Linked DNA regions of Homo sapiens: region 2 is linked to region 1. A link is an interaction called in ENCODE POLR2A ChIA-PET data of the cell type or tissue named here. Cell type or tissue: GM12878. All regions are shown on one strand.

Evidence for each region. ChIA-PET counts read pairs that join two places held together with the same protein. Peaks named below come from ENCODE experiments on the same cell type or tissue, not always from the same donor. Only the 100,000 strongest peaks of a DNase experiment are listed, where the experiment ranks them.
Region 2: POLR2A ChIA-PET joins it to region 1 with 7 read pairs; 1 of 35 experiments calls an interaction of 5 or more read pairs at or near these places.

What each region holds. Positions count from the first base shown.
Region 1 is chr6:116,083,029-116,091,028 of GRCh38, reverse strand. It overlaps a transcript of FRK not described here. Among named protein-coding and RNA genes, the nearest start is that of NT5DC1, 14 kb to the left of the region's middle. RefSeq lists enhancers at 493-702, 2,076-2,245, 3,303-3,352, 3,363-3,542. In GM12878, no CTCF peak of the experiment used is centred here; DNase peaks (open chromatin) are centred at 638 and 3,218; H3K4me3 peaks cover 764 bases; H3K27ac peaks cover 4,796 bases.
Region 2 is chr6:116,396,591-116,404,590 of GRCh38, reverse strand. DSE (dermatan sulfate epimerase) reads right to left here. Exons shown (of 6, transcript NM_013352.4): 2 at 4,925-5,393. The coding sequence starts at 5,340. Among named protein-coding and RNA genes, the nearest start is that of DSE, 30 kb to the right of the region's middle. RefSeq lists enhancers at 4,639-5,139, 5,140-5,640. In GM12878, a CTCF peak has its summit at 2,288; no DNase peak of the experiment used is centred here; H3K4me3 peaks cover 226 bases; H3K27ac peaks cover 2,010 bases.

The DNA of each region.
Region 1 (8,000 bases):
AATTCCTCTTGGATAGATATTAAGTGGCAGGATTACAATTTTAAAAAAATCTCAAATGGTAGAGCAATGAAATGAAATTTAATTAAATGTTAAGTTTTGCTTTAAGGTTCAAATAATCAACTTTAATGATATATGATAGGGAATGTTGATTTGCCAGCAGCTGAGATGGAAATACAATATGGATAAACTCAAGGTAAGCTCAGCTAGTTCCAGGTTAAACTTAATGTCTCTTTGACTGTCACTTTATAATACCTCTCTTTGACTTTGGCTGTTCTTTTGGGGGTGTGGGGCTTCTAAATTGCAGAAGGGCTAACATACTATTGAGAGGTCTGGGGAGAGAATTTTGATCCTTGGTTAATGGCATCCATATGCATGGCTTTTCCTGGACTAGACCATCCCTGGTGATTTTAGGTTGCCTCTAGACACATTGTCTGTAACCACCACTGCTGTATAAACTTTAAAACACTTCAGTTACAGTGTTGTCTAAAACATGTTTAGTTTTGACTCAAACCATGCGGCCATTTCAGGCCTGCCTCTCCACACTCAGCCAACCTCTGTATTTATCTTGCAATCACAGGAAACCTTTGGTTTTGGAACCACAGAAAAAGAAGATGTATGTACTATGATGGGGGAAGGTGAGGTCACCACCTCAGACCCTGTCTCTAGATGTGACCCACTGTTCCTATTCTAATCACTGTCCCGTATCATCACATTACACCCTGCAAAGCTGTTTTCTCTCAGAATTCTAAATGCAAATCAGGACCTAGTTTTCTCTGCTTTGGGACCCCCAAACTCATGTTGGGGGTGCTGTTGTTTCCTGTGCAAGGGATTTAACCTTGCAGTGGAACAGAGTGTAGGACCCATGACACGACTCATTATCATGCTCTTCATCCTGTTTATCTGAGACTAACATTCACAGATAAAATACAAAATGCCCAATTAAATTTGAATGCCCCAAATTTTGTGGAACTTCTTAATGCTAAAAAATTATTTGTTTATCTGAAATTCAAATTTATCTGAAATTCAAATTTAAATTGATATTCTATATTTTTATTTGCTAAATCTGGCATTGTGAGACAGGGACTCAATATCCTTTTGCAACAAACTTTTTGGAAACATTTTTGTAATTAGTATTTTTTTTTTCCTTCAGAAGTAAAGTCAAATGTGCCTTGGGGTTTGTTATAGGCGGAAATGTGTCCGTCCAAAAGTCATATTTTAAAGCTCTAACCCTCAGTATTTCAGAATGTGATGATACTTGGTGATAGGGCCTTTGAAGAGGTGATTAAGTTAACATGAGGCTTTAAGGTGGGCCCAGATCCAATCTGTCTGTTGTCCTTATAAGAAGAGAAAATTAGACACATAAAGATACAGCAGAGATGCACAAACAAAGAGTGTGTGAGGACACAGTGAGAAAGAAAAGTCATGTGAAGCCACAGTGAGAAGGCAGCCGTCTACAAGACAAAACAGGCCTCAGAAGAAACCAAGCCTGCTGACACCTTGATCTTGGACTTCCAGCCTCCAGAACTGTAAGAAATACATGTCCGTTATTCAAGCCACCCAATCTGTGGCATATTGTTATGGCAGCCCTAGCAAACTAATACAGCATTCAAGACTATTTATTTACTATTAGAGTCTAGAGTTCATTTTGGGAAACAAAACTAAGAATTGTCTCTCTTTTCTGCTCTAGAAGATCTTCCTTTTAGGGCTGGGCTGAGAAAACTATTGCTGCTTTCTGAGTGGGGGGAAATTTGAAGCAAAGATATCTCAGTCAATATCTTAATGTTATGCAGCATGAGCAAAATCTATAAACAAAGATATAATGGAAGCATTTAAGCCAAGCCTTTTTATCTAGGGATTGGTGTCTCTGAGGGATTATGGGAAATTTGTGAGATAGTTTTGGAGTGTGGTCAGCATTTTGATGGTAATAGCAGTATAAATAATATGTAAGAAGACTGAAATGGTTCTTACACTCATGTCTGTCCTTTCCTCTTTTGCCTCATGTATTGATTCCAATTTTTCAAATATCTAGGTGAGTTAAATTTTTGATTATTTAAGGGTATGCCAAATATGAACATATTTCAGGAATCCCTTATAAACTGTGATCCAGTCAATGTGGGGCTCCCCATGGCTCAGTCTTAAGTGCATAACTTCTTTGTCTTCAGACCTCTTGGGCACCTTTCAGTCAGTTAACTCAGAAAGTGTTTACTTTCATGACTTAACTGACTGAAAGCATCCAAGGAGAGCTAATCATATTAAAAAACCAATCAATCATTCATTCATAAATTATTATTGAATTTGTCAGACATTGTCCCTGGCTTTGCTTGCTCTGAGCACCAGAATCACATCTGCAATATTAGCTAGACTTGAGAAATTGAACTACGACCATACATAAGAAGAAACCTTGAACCAGGGATGTTAGCAAGGTGCTAAATATTTTAGCTGAAAATGACATAGTACATATCACATACTCTGTAGTGTACAATTATATGTGTGTACATATGCAACAAAATATAAATGTTATTTGGTGAGATTATGACATTTGTTTTCAACTTCCTTGCCCTTAAGAAATCAGAGGAAATGTTTTTGGGGTAAGAGAATGCTCTTAGGTCAGGCTTTCTCTTCTTCCAGGGTTAGCTTGTTTTATAGTTCTTGTCCTATACCATTGTGCACTGAGGTATTGAGTTCTCATGTCTGTTTTTTTTATTACTATTTGCAGAAAATTTATAATTTCTCAAAAGTTACTTTACTGCATCTTTCTCATGGATGGGTTGCCCTAAAAGCAGAGCCTGTGACAAGGACTTGGCTGCAGGTGGTATGTTAGGAGATGATCCCAGGAATAAACAGTAAATTAATGGAGAGAGAGTAAGCCAGTAACAATACCAAAAAGCAACATCAAGATCACTGTTGTAGGCAACGGTGGTTCAATTCTGCTGGCATGTCCCATGAAACACAGAGGATACTTCCTGGAATTGTCCACTGGAAGGAGGAGAGGCTGAGTGTTTACCCGCTGGCTCCTGTTGTCATGATTGAGGGTTATCCACTCACCAACTTTCAGGCCGTGCTTGTACTTGGGCTCCTATGGCCTCAGAGAAGGCCCTTGGGCACAAAGGAGAAAGACCTTGCAGAGCTCTGTTGAGGTGGGTCATTGCTAGTGTGCTGTAAGTCTGTACTTACATGAAAATGAGCATGTATGAGCTGTGGTTGAAATCAAAAGTGGGCTAAGGGGATGTGAAACAGAGTACCAGTGCCATCTGCTACAGTGGCCATTCTTGTAAAAGCTCATTCACTTCAGTATAGTCCACAAAATTTATTCCAATCTATAAGAATTAGGCTGGGAATGGTGTCTCCATCTGTTGGCCAGTCTGTCTCTAACCCCCTGTTCCTTCTGTATCTTCTCTTTCTGTTCCATCTGTGGGCTACTCTGTATTCTCTGCCCCAAGGCAAAGTAATACAACTCAGTGGAAATTACCATAAATAGTTTAGTGCTTTCCAAACGTGTTCGTGTCATGACTCACATAGAAAATGGTGAAGTTTATTTAGCATGCTGGAACACACAGAAAAAGCTGGTCCAGTTAGGTGGGGCAGCTTAGGCTTTGGGGTTACTCTAGGGTGCAGAGGGCAGGGCTGATCAATATTGTAGCATAAATATAACCTGGTATGTGTTGGGTACATTGGTTGAAATATTTTATTGAATAAACTTCTATTTTTTTCTTTTTAAATGCTAGTAAACTCTTGGCTTCTTACTTCTCAGTTCAGTTTAGCAAATGTTTATTGAGAATATACTGCGTGCCAGGCACTATGGTAGCTACCATAAAAATATAGACAAAGTAAGTACCTTGCCTAGAGGGCCCTGCGGTTTAGAGAAAGAGATGGCACATAACCTGATAACTACAATAAAACAATGTGTATAAAATAAAGAGGAGACGTTATTTTGGCAATGCTTCTTTCATTCATGCTGCGCGCTCTGCTCAAAATATTTTTTCTCCCTTGATTTCCTGACTTCCATTCCCATGCAGGATATCTCCCACATTACCTTTAGAAACGACATCAAGTATTTTGTCTAGCTGCAGGAACCTGAAGTTATCTTTACATCTTTTTGTGGTATTATAACCTGTTTTCATGTCAGTCTTCTCCTCCAGCTCTAAGTTATTTCAGATGGGGACTTCGTCTTGTTCACTTTTGTGTCTCAGTGCCTAGCACACAACCTGGCACATAATATCCATTGAATGAATGAATGAATTCCCATTTATTCATTTTCATCTTTTCAGTTGTGAAGTTATCAATGGCTGCAAAGAAGCTTTTATTCAGAGGCCATAGGCACCCATATTTCACTGAAACTCTGAATCCCATGTCCTTAGTAATCAATTAATCACAGATTTAGAATAAAGATTTCAGTTGCTTGGAGCCAATTTCAGGAAATGTTCTGACAACCATTAATTTTTCGTTCTGTCAAATACTAGTATCAGTGCATGAGCTACTACTTTTAATTTGACCTTTGGTAGACCATTTCCCACACCAAGAACTGATGGGCAGACTATATAAATAATTACAGCATAAAGACAGCCTAAGCTAACATTTTAGGAAACTGAGAATGAGCTTACCCAGCAGCACTTACTTTTTAAATAGTACATCACATAGAAAAATACTTATTTTAGGAACTTAGGTTTATGGATTTTATCATGAGATTCATAGTGTTCCCTTAGTTCCTATTAATAGATTTTTATCTATATTGAGATAATACTACCTACTAAATTCTCTTCATTGTGACTTTTGACTGTTGGAAAATAGTACTTTTTGTCCCCTGCGACTTGTTTTTAAAGCTGTATTTTTAAAATGTCATTTGGAAATACAAACAATTAGCCGGGCATGGTGGTGGGTACCTGTAGTCCAAGCTACTCGGGAGGCTGAGGCAGGAGAATGGCGTGAACTCGGGAGGCGGAGCTTACAGTGAGCAGAGATCATGCCACTGCACTCCAGCCTGGGCGACAGTGTGAGACTCTGTCTCAAAAAAAAAAAAAAGTCATTTGGACATTCAAACGGTAATGAGAATGGTTGAATAAATGCTGCTTACAGCTTACAATGGAAGTGTCAATGTATGTGTAATTTATTGTTACTACTATTCTCTTCTGGAAATTAGCCAGGTAATTGTTATATAAACAAAAACATGTCCATTTTCTTTCTTCCTTTTCATCTCAAAATCTGAGAGTACTCCAAGGAGAATACAAAAGTGCTACAGAATCTCCGTGTTCATATGTAACCTTCTCTGTACCATCTCTCCCTCTCTCTCTGTGGCATGCACACACACACACACACACCCACACACACACGGCCTGTGCATGTGGTGCATGTGGTGATGGGGGGATTTGTCAGTGGGTAGAGAAATAGAAAACATTCTTGAGCTCCTTCTAATATGCCAGACATTGTATTAAGAACAGTAGATAATTACCTCACTCATCGTAACAGCATGGAAATAGGTAAATGCACACTCATTTTACAAATATAATTCAAATTCCAATGTTTGTGACAAGAAGTTCAACACTTTTGCTTTCTTACTTGAACCTTTTCTTTAGACTAAGTCATTTATGCATAATACATATGTGTTATGAAACAACAAAAAAGAGAAGCAAATAGATTTAAAATGAAAATCCCCTTTCACTACTTCACACATTTATCATCATTATTATTCCCAGAAGTAACTGCTGATAGCAGTTGAGTGAATGTCCTTAAAGATCTATTCCAACACACAAAATACAGATATGTATGCGGTATGTACCAACCTATCCTAGTCATCCCTCAACTCCCCACACTTCCCATTTCTTTAAAATTTTAGCTCCTACTTCATTGTATTTTTTCCATCCTACTTATTTCTTAATTTTTAATGATTCTAATACTCTAGGCTCTCAATTCCTTTAACTTCTGTGATGTTCTTGTCACCCACACAACCTCAGCCACGCTTTCACACATCCTTCATAATTTCAAAGCAGGCATACCACTCTCTTAACTGCCCCCTTCTATCTTTCCCACTCATGTTCTCAAGTATCCTACCCCAACAATCCTTAGAGGCCACTGGTATCTAAAATCTAATGAACCCCACTTCCTTTTCACTGTGTCCTTCACTGCCATTATCTTATCACTTCTTTTTGCAAAGCTATGAATATTCATAGAGAATCATTATAATCACTTCATTGATATATCCTAATTTGATATTCCTCTCTCACCTCTTTGTATTCCTAGAAAAAACCACAATCAAAATTAGGCATAATTATTCCTTTCCCTGTATCCATGCCCCTTACAATACAACTTTGCAACACTTCTCATCAAGGCAAAGAATCTGTTTCTCTCCATCTTAAATATGATCTAGCTTTGTGACCTGTTTTGGCCAATAACATCAAGTGGAAAGTGACATCTTGCCTGTTCTGAGTCTGAGTCACAAGAGGCCATGAGGAATTCCACAGTATTTTGGGAATTCTGCTACAGCTATTTGAATAAGGCTGAACTAGACTGCTAGGAGATGATTATTACAGTCACCCCAGTCATCACAGCCTGTAATCACTGATCTGCCAGACATGTGAGCAAAGCCATCTGAAAACAGTCAGTCCCCAGCTGAACTGTGAACCGACTGCAGACCATGAATGAGTCCAGCCATGATCATCCAAGCCTGGTCCAGATCAATATGACTACCAACTGACCTTAGACTCCTGAGTAATAATAAATACTATTTTAAACCACCGAGTTTTGGGGTTACTTGTGTAGCAATACTTATACACATTGGTTATCTTCTTTTGGTTAACAGATGTATAAGTTTGACTCTTTTTATTGTCTGCATTCACACTTGAGCAACTGATCCTGCCTAAAGAAAATATATATAACCATTCGATGAGTAGTTAGTGCTAGTGGGTAATCATATTTTATTGCCTTGGTGCATTTGCTTTGCTGGTATCCTAGCAATTATTTCATATTTTTCCTTTCATCAAACTGCTACCACCTTCACCCTCATCTTCACTCTCAGATATTGACCGAACTTTTATTTTTCTGTGAATATATAAGCAGTCAAAAAAGCTTCCTTAGGGCTAAGCACTGTGGCTCATGCCTGTAATCCCAGTGCTTTGGGAGGCCAAGGTGGGACAATCACTTGAGTCTAGGAATTTGAGACCAGCCTGGGCAACATAATGAGGCCTCATCTATCCAAAAAAAAAAAAAAATTAGCTGGGCATGGTGGCTCCCACATACTCAGGAGGCTGATGTGGGAGGATCACTCCAGCCCAGTAGTTTGAGTTTGCAGTAAACTATGATTGTTACTATAGGCAGTGGTTCTTATCTTGTGGTTCCTAGCAGTAGTACCTGGGAACTTGTTAGAAACAAATTTTTGGGTCCCACTCGAGAAATACTGAATCAGAAACTCTGGAGGTCGGGCCCAGCAATCTGTACTTTAATAAAACCTCTAGATGATTCCAATGTATATTAGAATTTGAGAATCATTGCTATAAATTATCTGCATTTTTAGGTAAAGCTAACCCTTCACTTAGGCACTAGACTTATGCATCCTCTCAAAAATACTGCTTCCCCCCTCCTCTGATGATATTTTTTATTTCCGCTAAATCATTCTCACCATCATACAAACATGCTGTTAATTTTCTCATCTTAAAACAAAACAAAGCTTTTTTTTTCCCATGCAAACTTGCTTCTCTGCTCCCCTTTGATGAAAACTGATTGAAATAGTTGTTTGTCTCACTGTTTGCAATCTGTTTTCGCTCCCATTCTCTCTTAAGCACATGAAGGTGAACTTTGCCCTTCAATATTCCACAAAAACTGTAGAGTCACTGACGTTATTTATTTGCTAAACCCAATGGTCAATCCTCAGTATTATTTTATTTTATTTTATCCATGACCGTCATTTGACAGAGTTGATCTCTCCCTCCTTGGTAAACGCCTTTGGGCTTATAGGAACCCTACTCCTTCTTCATTGACTGATCCTTCTCAGTCTCCTTTGCTGGTTCTTC
Region 2 (8,000 bases), 310 kb before region 1:
AACCCATATTTTACAGATGAAGAACCAAGTTTACAGAGTGTAAGGAACCTGTCAAAGGACATGTGGCTAACACAATGGCAGAGCCAAGATGCAAGGACAGATCCAAAGACCACTGGGCCAGACCTGTTCCTCAGGGTTTACAAATTAAGACAAGGAGCCATGAAAAGCCTGCTGCTTGGAAATGGATGCTGTATAATTCTATGTTATCAACCAGGGCTTGAACAATAAGTGATCTCAGTTACAATCCTATCCTAAACCTCTTTTAAATGCATTCATCTTCCCATATTATTAAGTGAAATATGGTAAACTTAACTGCACCTTTCTTAAGTGATTCAGGATCTGTAATGTTTTCCAATAATTATTTGAGTACATTTTGTTTGTTTGTTTTTAGCTCCGGAAAATCACTAAGAATTTGCTGAGGAGTGTAATGTTAAGCTCATAGCAACCCATCTACCAAGAGCTTGGCTAAGATTCATAAGGTATAGGGAGGCTGCCTGGTGGACAGGCAGTCATTTCATTTTTCTACACATGCAAAATTCTACCAAAGGATTAAGCTAGATTAGGAAAAAAGTAGCCTGGGCTACCCCATATATCCATCCTTTTCACCACCCCCACTCCCTCCCTGATCAAGGTTTTAGTAAACTTTGCTTTGGAGATCCTCCATCGAGGGATACACATATGAGCAAAACAGGCATGGTCCCGCTCTCAGGTCAGTCTGGTGTAAAGAAATAACACTGTGCAATTCATCATACGTACACTGCAAGGATGAGAAGGCTGCGAGGGTTCTTCATAAAAGCCCTATGGGAAACTTCCTTCTGATCCTTGGGCCAAGAGAGTAGTCAGTTCTACAGAGTAACTGATCCCATAGTCACTGTAAACTTCAATATTGACTAAGCCTACTTTCTTTGCTACGAAAACCAACCAACCAACCAACCAAACCCCTCAGTGTCCACCTGTGGCCCACTCATGGTGCGTTTTAGATGCCTTTTAGCAACTGTCACATTCCTTGTCCAGTCAATGTCTCCAGTCTTTCCCCCCTCTTTTCTTTCTCAGCTACTTCTAATTTGAAGCACAATATTTTATGCTTCCTTAATCTTCTAGGGGAAAAGTTACAGTAGAACTTTATTGCTGATATTTTTTATTAAATTAAAATTATTAAATTTTATTAATTTAATAAAATTTATTAAATTAAAATTATTATTGCTGATATCTTTGCCATTGTAATTTTTAATAAAGAATATTTTGCCATTATATATTGGATTAAAATAATACCTTTTTAATTTTACTTTTAAAACTAAGTTCAGCACAAGCTCAAATTACTCTGTTACTTTTACTGTAATGAAGAATGTGTGTTCCTTAGCAAAAGGGAGAGAAACGGGGGAGAGCTTCTGAGATAGGATGCGAGCACCTCTGAAAAAGTAGATAAAGCATATAGATTAGTCTCATCATTCTGCGGTGCCCAGTCGTCTGGATACTCAGAGACACACACAATAAAAATGCATGCTGTTATTTTTCAATCACCATTATAATTATAAATCTATGAGATTCCCGTTCTACTTTGTAGGCTATTAGATGGACAGAGTACAATTGAATATTTTCCCTTTAACGTTTCTGCTTCAGAATTCTTAAGTGAATCTATAGAGGTGAACTTTAACCTCTTTATTTACTATTCAAATGAAATGAACCCCATTAATAAATTTGTATGCATGTATATCTCATAGGCACTTCTTTTTAATACCAGACAAATGACACATCATTGTTACTTTCCACTAAACCTTCTTCATTGGTGTTAACATTAGATTCTTGTATACATTTTAAAAAGGGCCCAGGGGAGCATCAATGAACGTTTTAATGGAAAAAGCCAAGGGGAAAATTTTATGAGTTAAACAGATGTTCTAGTTTTGAGAGCAATTAAGATTAGTAAAATCCTAAATGGATACTATTTCCTTGGAGCCTACATATACCAAATTATAAACCAAACAGGGTCTAATTACTAGGTAGGTAAAAGAACAGCATCAATAATTACCATTATTGTCATTATTCTCATTTACTGAGGGCTTACTATGAGACAAGAACTGTGCTAAGTACTTTACATTGATTATTGCACTTAATCTTCCTAGCAACCCTATAAGGTAGATAGGGTTGTTACTGCCACATTATACATCAGGACACTAATGCTCACGCAAATTAAGAAAATTAATCTGGAAAGTTAATTAAGAAAATTAACATAGCTGAAGAGTGAGGGAGCTGGGATTCAAAGGCAGTGTGACTCCAGAGTTGGTGCTTTTCTACCACACTAGGGTGCAGCATGATACAAATGTTTAAGTCATGAATGAAAACTAAGGAAACTCCTTATGAAATGATCCACACACTCAATTCTGAGCAGAGAAAATATCCTTAGCTTAGGCTTTAAGAACCCAATGTTTGTACCCTTTGCCATAGGTAAAAATTATAAAATTACTGGGCTATTTCTTCAACTTTGAATCCCCAGCACCCTAGCACAGTGCATGATACACAGTAGATGCTCAATAAACGTTTGTTGATCAAATGAATCAGTGAATGAACATAACTTAGTAACTGGCTTTCAAAAGAGTAAAAATGCTCTTCAAAGAAAATGGAAAATGCATTCAGCCTGATGAAGCTATTGTAGAAAGTTTTTTTTTTTTTACTTTCATAATATCAATTATTGATCTCTTTTGTAAGTAACAGCTAGTTTTTTGTTTTTGTTTTTTCTGAAATCAAATATAGGTGAATTATATCCTAAGTCAATGACAATACTCATTGTGTACTTCTTGGTACATAGTGAGAATATGATTTAATGGAGCAATTGAAACAGAGGTAGTTGAACTGTAAAATCACTGAACATTGTTTTAAATTATTACAGCACATAATTGTGTTGTAATTGTGTTCAACCACAAATCTAAATGAAAGTTTAAAAGTCTAAGGGTTGGGTGTGGTAGTTTTTAAGAAGTTAAAATTTCTGTGAAGTTATTAAACAACACAACTTAATAATAGTACCTGCCAAAACAAAATGTTCAAGTAGCTCAACTTTCTAAGCCAAGTTCACTTTTGCAACTAGAAACCAGATGTAAAGGTAAATTCTCAAGATTTTACCTTGAAGGTCAAGAGAAAGAAGTCAACTGTTCAGCTCTATTAAGTCAAAAATTGGCTTTTAGTTTACTAGATAATGGCCTAGAGTTATACCTATTTCTATCAATATTGCCATGAATAAAGTACTAGACCCCTAGTAAGTTTCTATACACCTCCAGTGATCAATAAATCTGGACTTGTGGAAACTATGTAAAAATTATAATATTTCTTTCAAGTTATTTATTTCTCTTTTCATAGAAGGAGTCTCATCCTAATGGCAGCATTCATTCATTGGTATTTATATACCCAAATATTTTACATTATAATGAGAAAACTGTACTAGTCTTGTACAATTCTCATGTTACTGTATTGTGCTAAACAATCTCCATCAAAAATGGTATTTCACAGTCCATTACTTTCTTGTGAGATTAAATACACGGTTCTCTACAGGCTCTATCTCTGGAACATTTACATCAATTTCTTAATTTGCCAAAATCTACTTATCTAAAACAAAAAGGACTTTAAAGTACCCTTCTAGATGACAAAGGTTTCTTTCTAAATAATGTAAATATGGTTGCTATTTTAAACTAATTGAACAAATCAATCAGTGAGTTACTGTAGCATTTGATAATGTAATCTGGTAATTCAAATATCAGATAAGTTTTCATACATCTTTTCTTTCTTGGTGTCAAGAATAGAATAAGATCAGTTAATGTCAGTCAAAGTCAGAAACAACTACATACATGGCTAAGCTTTGAAATAAATCAAATAAAAAATTCTTTTCAACCTACAATATTATAAACTTCAAAATGACTACATGTACTTAGCAACAGGCCTAAAATATCAGCTCTGATATGGATTTAATGCCAACTCTTGCATAATACTTTTCATTACAAAATTCCAGAAATTTATCGGAAAGCTTGCAAACCACCATCCTTCACCCCTGTGATATGTTAAGATGTAATTCATCATAGCATTAGGTGCATTCACTGATTTTTTTCTAAGCATTTAAAATGAGCTCTCTCTAGCCCTATGACAAGAGGCAGCTTATGTAATTTTTTAAAAAAATTTCATCAATCTGTAAATTCTTTTATTGCAATTGAACCATAAATGTGTATTTAAAAATTGCATGAGTAAAAACATCTGTAGAATCCCTTGTTTAATCAACTCATCCCATATCTGTTTGGAAGCATATGAAGCATTAATTATAAATTAATCAAATAAATTTAAGCTAATCGAAAAGACAGGAATTTGTTCTCAAATCTTAAACTTCGAAACTAAATTATTATGTAGTTAGAATTCCTCACACAATTACACAATAATGTTGGTTTTCCTACAGGTCTCAGAAATCTGCTGGTTATTGGAGGGGATGTGTTTATAAATTGCCAGTCAGTCCCATCCCATTCACATTTAGTTCCTTACGATCATAAAATGCAAGTAAGTCTTAATTACTTGAAATGTCTTGCTGCAAAATGTTTTAACTACTTGGGATCAATCAAACCTAACACCAGATGATAGTAATATATACATGCTGAATATGGAAGAAAGAATTCTCAGCAATCACGATGATACTCTTTACTCAATTCAGCAAATTATTTTTTCTTTAGATTAGGCTGCATCTAAATATTTTCCTTCTAACTTTAAACATGGAAGTTACTACATCTTTTGAAACTAAGGGCCATTCATAAGACTGGCAACACAAATAACAAATAACACCTCCCCCCACACACATACACAAAGAGGTACATGAAGATCTGGCCACTGAGATGTCATATGGATTTGTTTCTTTCTAATGCAGAGTTACCACAGTAAGAAGAACAAGACAAAAATCTACCAACTAGGCTGCGCTGCCATCCTCTCCATGTAGTCTTTGGCCATGTCTCGGGCTTCAATGTTCTCAGGATACAGCACACAGAACATTGCCAAGGCACCCAAGTTGTTTCCAAAAATTTCATTCCAGCGGGCACTGTAGTCCTTGGGATCCCAGGGAGGGAGGTATTCCAAGGGGCTGGACAGCATCGTGTGCACAGCCTCCGTGAGGCGGGCTGCAATGTGCTCGTGCGAGCTGGCAGCCCTGAGCTGCAGCTCCGCCACTTCTGCCCTGGAGAAGTACAGCATGGGATGGCTGTCGTAGTTGGCATTGGTGAAGGGAATCATAACTTCTGGGTTCTCGTCGGTGATGTAGGCTGACACAAAGCAAAGCAAATATATGAAAAACACACTGGGAGCCCCCCGTGTGTGAGTCCTCATCGTGGCATCAGATCTCCAAATCTCCAAGGCAGCCAAACCATCTTCGAAAGATCCTACGTGAGATAAAAAGGAAAAAAAGTGTCTGTCAGCCAAGGGAACATGGCACAGGTGTGGAAACATATAAGAGGTAGAAACCATATGTGAAAATAAAGCTTATGAATTTAGATTTTTAAAAATACAACAAAAAAATTTAATTAGGAAGAAAATTACTAAAGTTCTGATTTTATAGAGTTAAACATACTACATCAGAATTGTATTCATTATGGAAAACAGAATTTTGGACTAAGGGAAAATGTATAATATTTGTTCAAGTAAGGAAAAAATTATTCTTGGTATTCTTCTCACATAGTATCATGCAAAAAACATCACATGGTATATTTTTTTAGACATTAATACATAAACCACAATAACCAAAAGCTGGTAATGAACAATCATCTGGGAATCTGAGTAGACATTACAAAAAACCAGAAAATCCTGTATTTCTTACTACAGCCTCTTTCACTGTAACTTATCTCCTTTTCCTAACATTTCTGAACCAGGGATTAGGATCAATACATCTGTAAGCAGACAAAATATTATGAATAAGGTTAAATATCCTCTTTATGTGAGCAGAAGGTGGAAAGAGAGAAGACAAAGGCCATGTAAACATCTGCCAAGCCCGTGTATTTCCTGGGCTGACATCAGCAAGCATGTAGTGAAGACCAAACACAGTGCCACTGGGACCAGAAACTGACATGCCTTCATTCAGAGAATAAAATCCCAGAATTAAAAGGCTGAAATAACACGGGTGCATTTTCCCCTTATTATCTGAAACTACTGTCTACTTTTTCATTTGGCATATGGGATTTTGGTGTCATTCAGTAAGTGAGAAATGTAAACAAAGTTCACATATTTTCTTAACTACTTGATTTTTCTTCAAAGCCCCTTTTTTCAGTGGCAGATTTGTGCACTGGTTAAAAGAACATCTTTCAAATGTAGAAACACTAAAAAAAATAAAATAAAATCCCCAAAACCTCAGCCTAGTCAATGTCCCACATCTGGGATAAAGCAGGCAGAAAATCCCTCAGAGGAAAGTCAGGGAATTCTTAAAATTCTTAAGAGGGGAAAGGTTATAGAAAGCAGACCAGAAAAAGACAGTTTTATGTAAATAACGAACAGTGGTTTTCAATTATTAAAGGGAGAAACTGATGGTGGAAAATCAACCTCCCAAGCTGAACACAAACTGTTTTTCCAAGGAAAAACTGCCTCATCATATTTAGAAGAAGAAAAACTAATAATTTAACAGATATGGCAGATCAATCCACATTTTCAACTTGCTGTGTGTGTTTCCAAGAAAAAGGCAATGAGACATCATTTGAGGGTGCTACCTTATTCTGGAGTTTTTTATATTTCTACCTATATATGAAACTCGATGGCAGTGGTTTTGGTTTTGTAAAACATTTTACATTTATTTCAACAGCAGAACTTCTGATGAATAAAAAATTAATATAGCCATACTAAATAAAACATATGAAATAGAAATAACTCTTGGACTCTGCCAGTATTATGTCTAGCACCCAAAGTCTCAAGGCAGCTGGCAGGCTGGATCCTTCAAGGTCAGAGACCCAGCCAAAAGAAATAGTCTTCTGTGGTTATGCCTGAGGAGGGGTGTGGTCTCTGGCAGCACACAGAAATGGCTGGGTCTGAGGTAATGCTCAGTCCCCCCAGGGGCTTATTCCTTGCTCCATTTAGAGAACAATATACCGGCCAGGCACGGTGGCTCATGCCTGTAATCCCAGGACTTTGGGAGGCGGAGGCGGGCGGGCCCCTTGAGGTCAGGAGTTGAAGACCATCCTGGCCAAAATGGCGAAACCCCATCTCTACTAAAAATACAAAAATTAGCCAGGTGTGGTGGGGGGTGCCTGTATTCCCATCTACTCGGGAGGTTGAGGCAGGAATCGCTTGAACCTGGGAGGCGGAGGTTGCAGTGAGCCAAGATCCACCACTGCACTCCAGGCTGGGTGACAGAGAGAAACTCTATCTCAAAAAAAAAAAAAAAAAAAAGAAAGAAAGAGAATAATATACCGCTAACGATTAAAAAAAAATCCTGTATATATTAAGTCCCTAAAAGTCTAAGTCTGAATGCTCTCATCAATGCAATCAGCATTGTGGGGGTTTTAGACACTTTCTCCTTTAACTGAACCCCCATACACACACCCAACGTACATGCAGTGAAAGATCCCTCAACTACCAGCTTTTGAATGTGTGGGAGCTCAGGTGGATAGGGGAGTGGCTCCAGCTATGAGCATATGGGTAAGAAGGCATTAATACATGGAAACTAGAATTTTTCCATCTCACATTCTGTACAAACTTCCCCAAACGTGGGTAAGGTTAATTCATCATGTTCTTTGTCCTCCCCTATGCAACCACACTCCCACCCAGGCACAGAATCACTGTATATTCAGGACTGCTCCGAAGAGTCCCTCACACTGTGGGGCCTACATGCCTAACTCAGCAAAACTCACAATGTGACCCCTGCCACTTCTGCCACATTGCTTCCAGTTACGTAGGATATGTCTGAATATATTTAAACCAGAAAAGCTGATCCTGAAGCATAGAACCTCATTAAGATGTTGTTTTGGGAAGGATGCCATCTCAACATGCCAACTGTTATTGAAGGT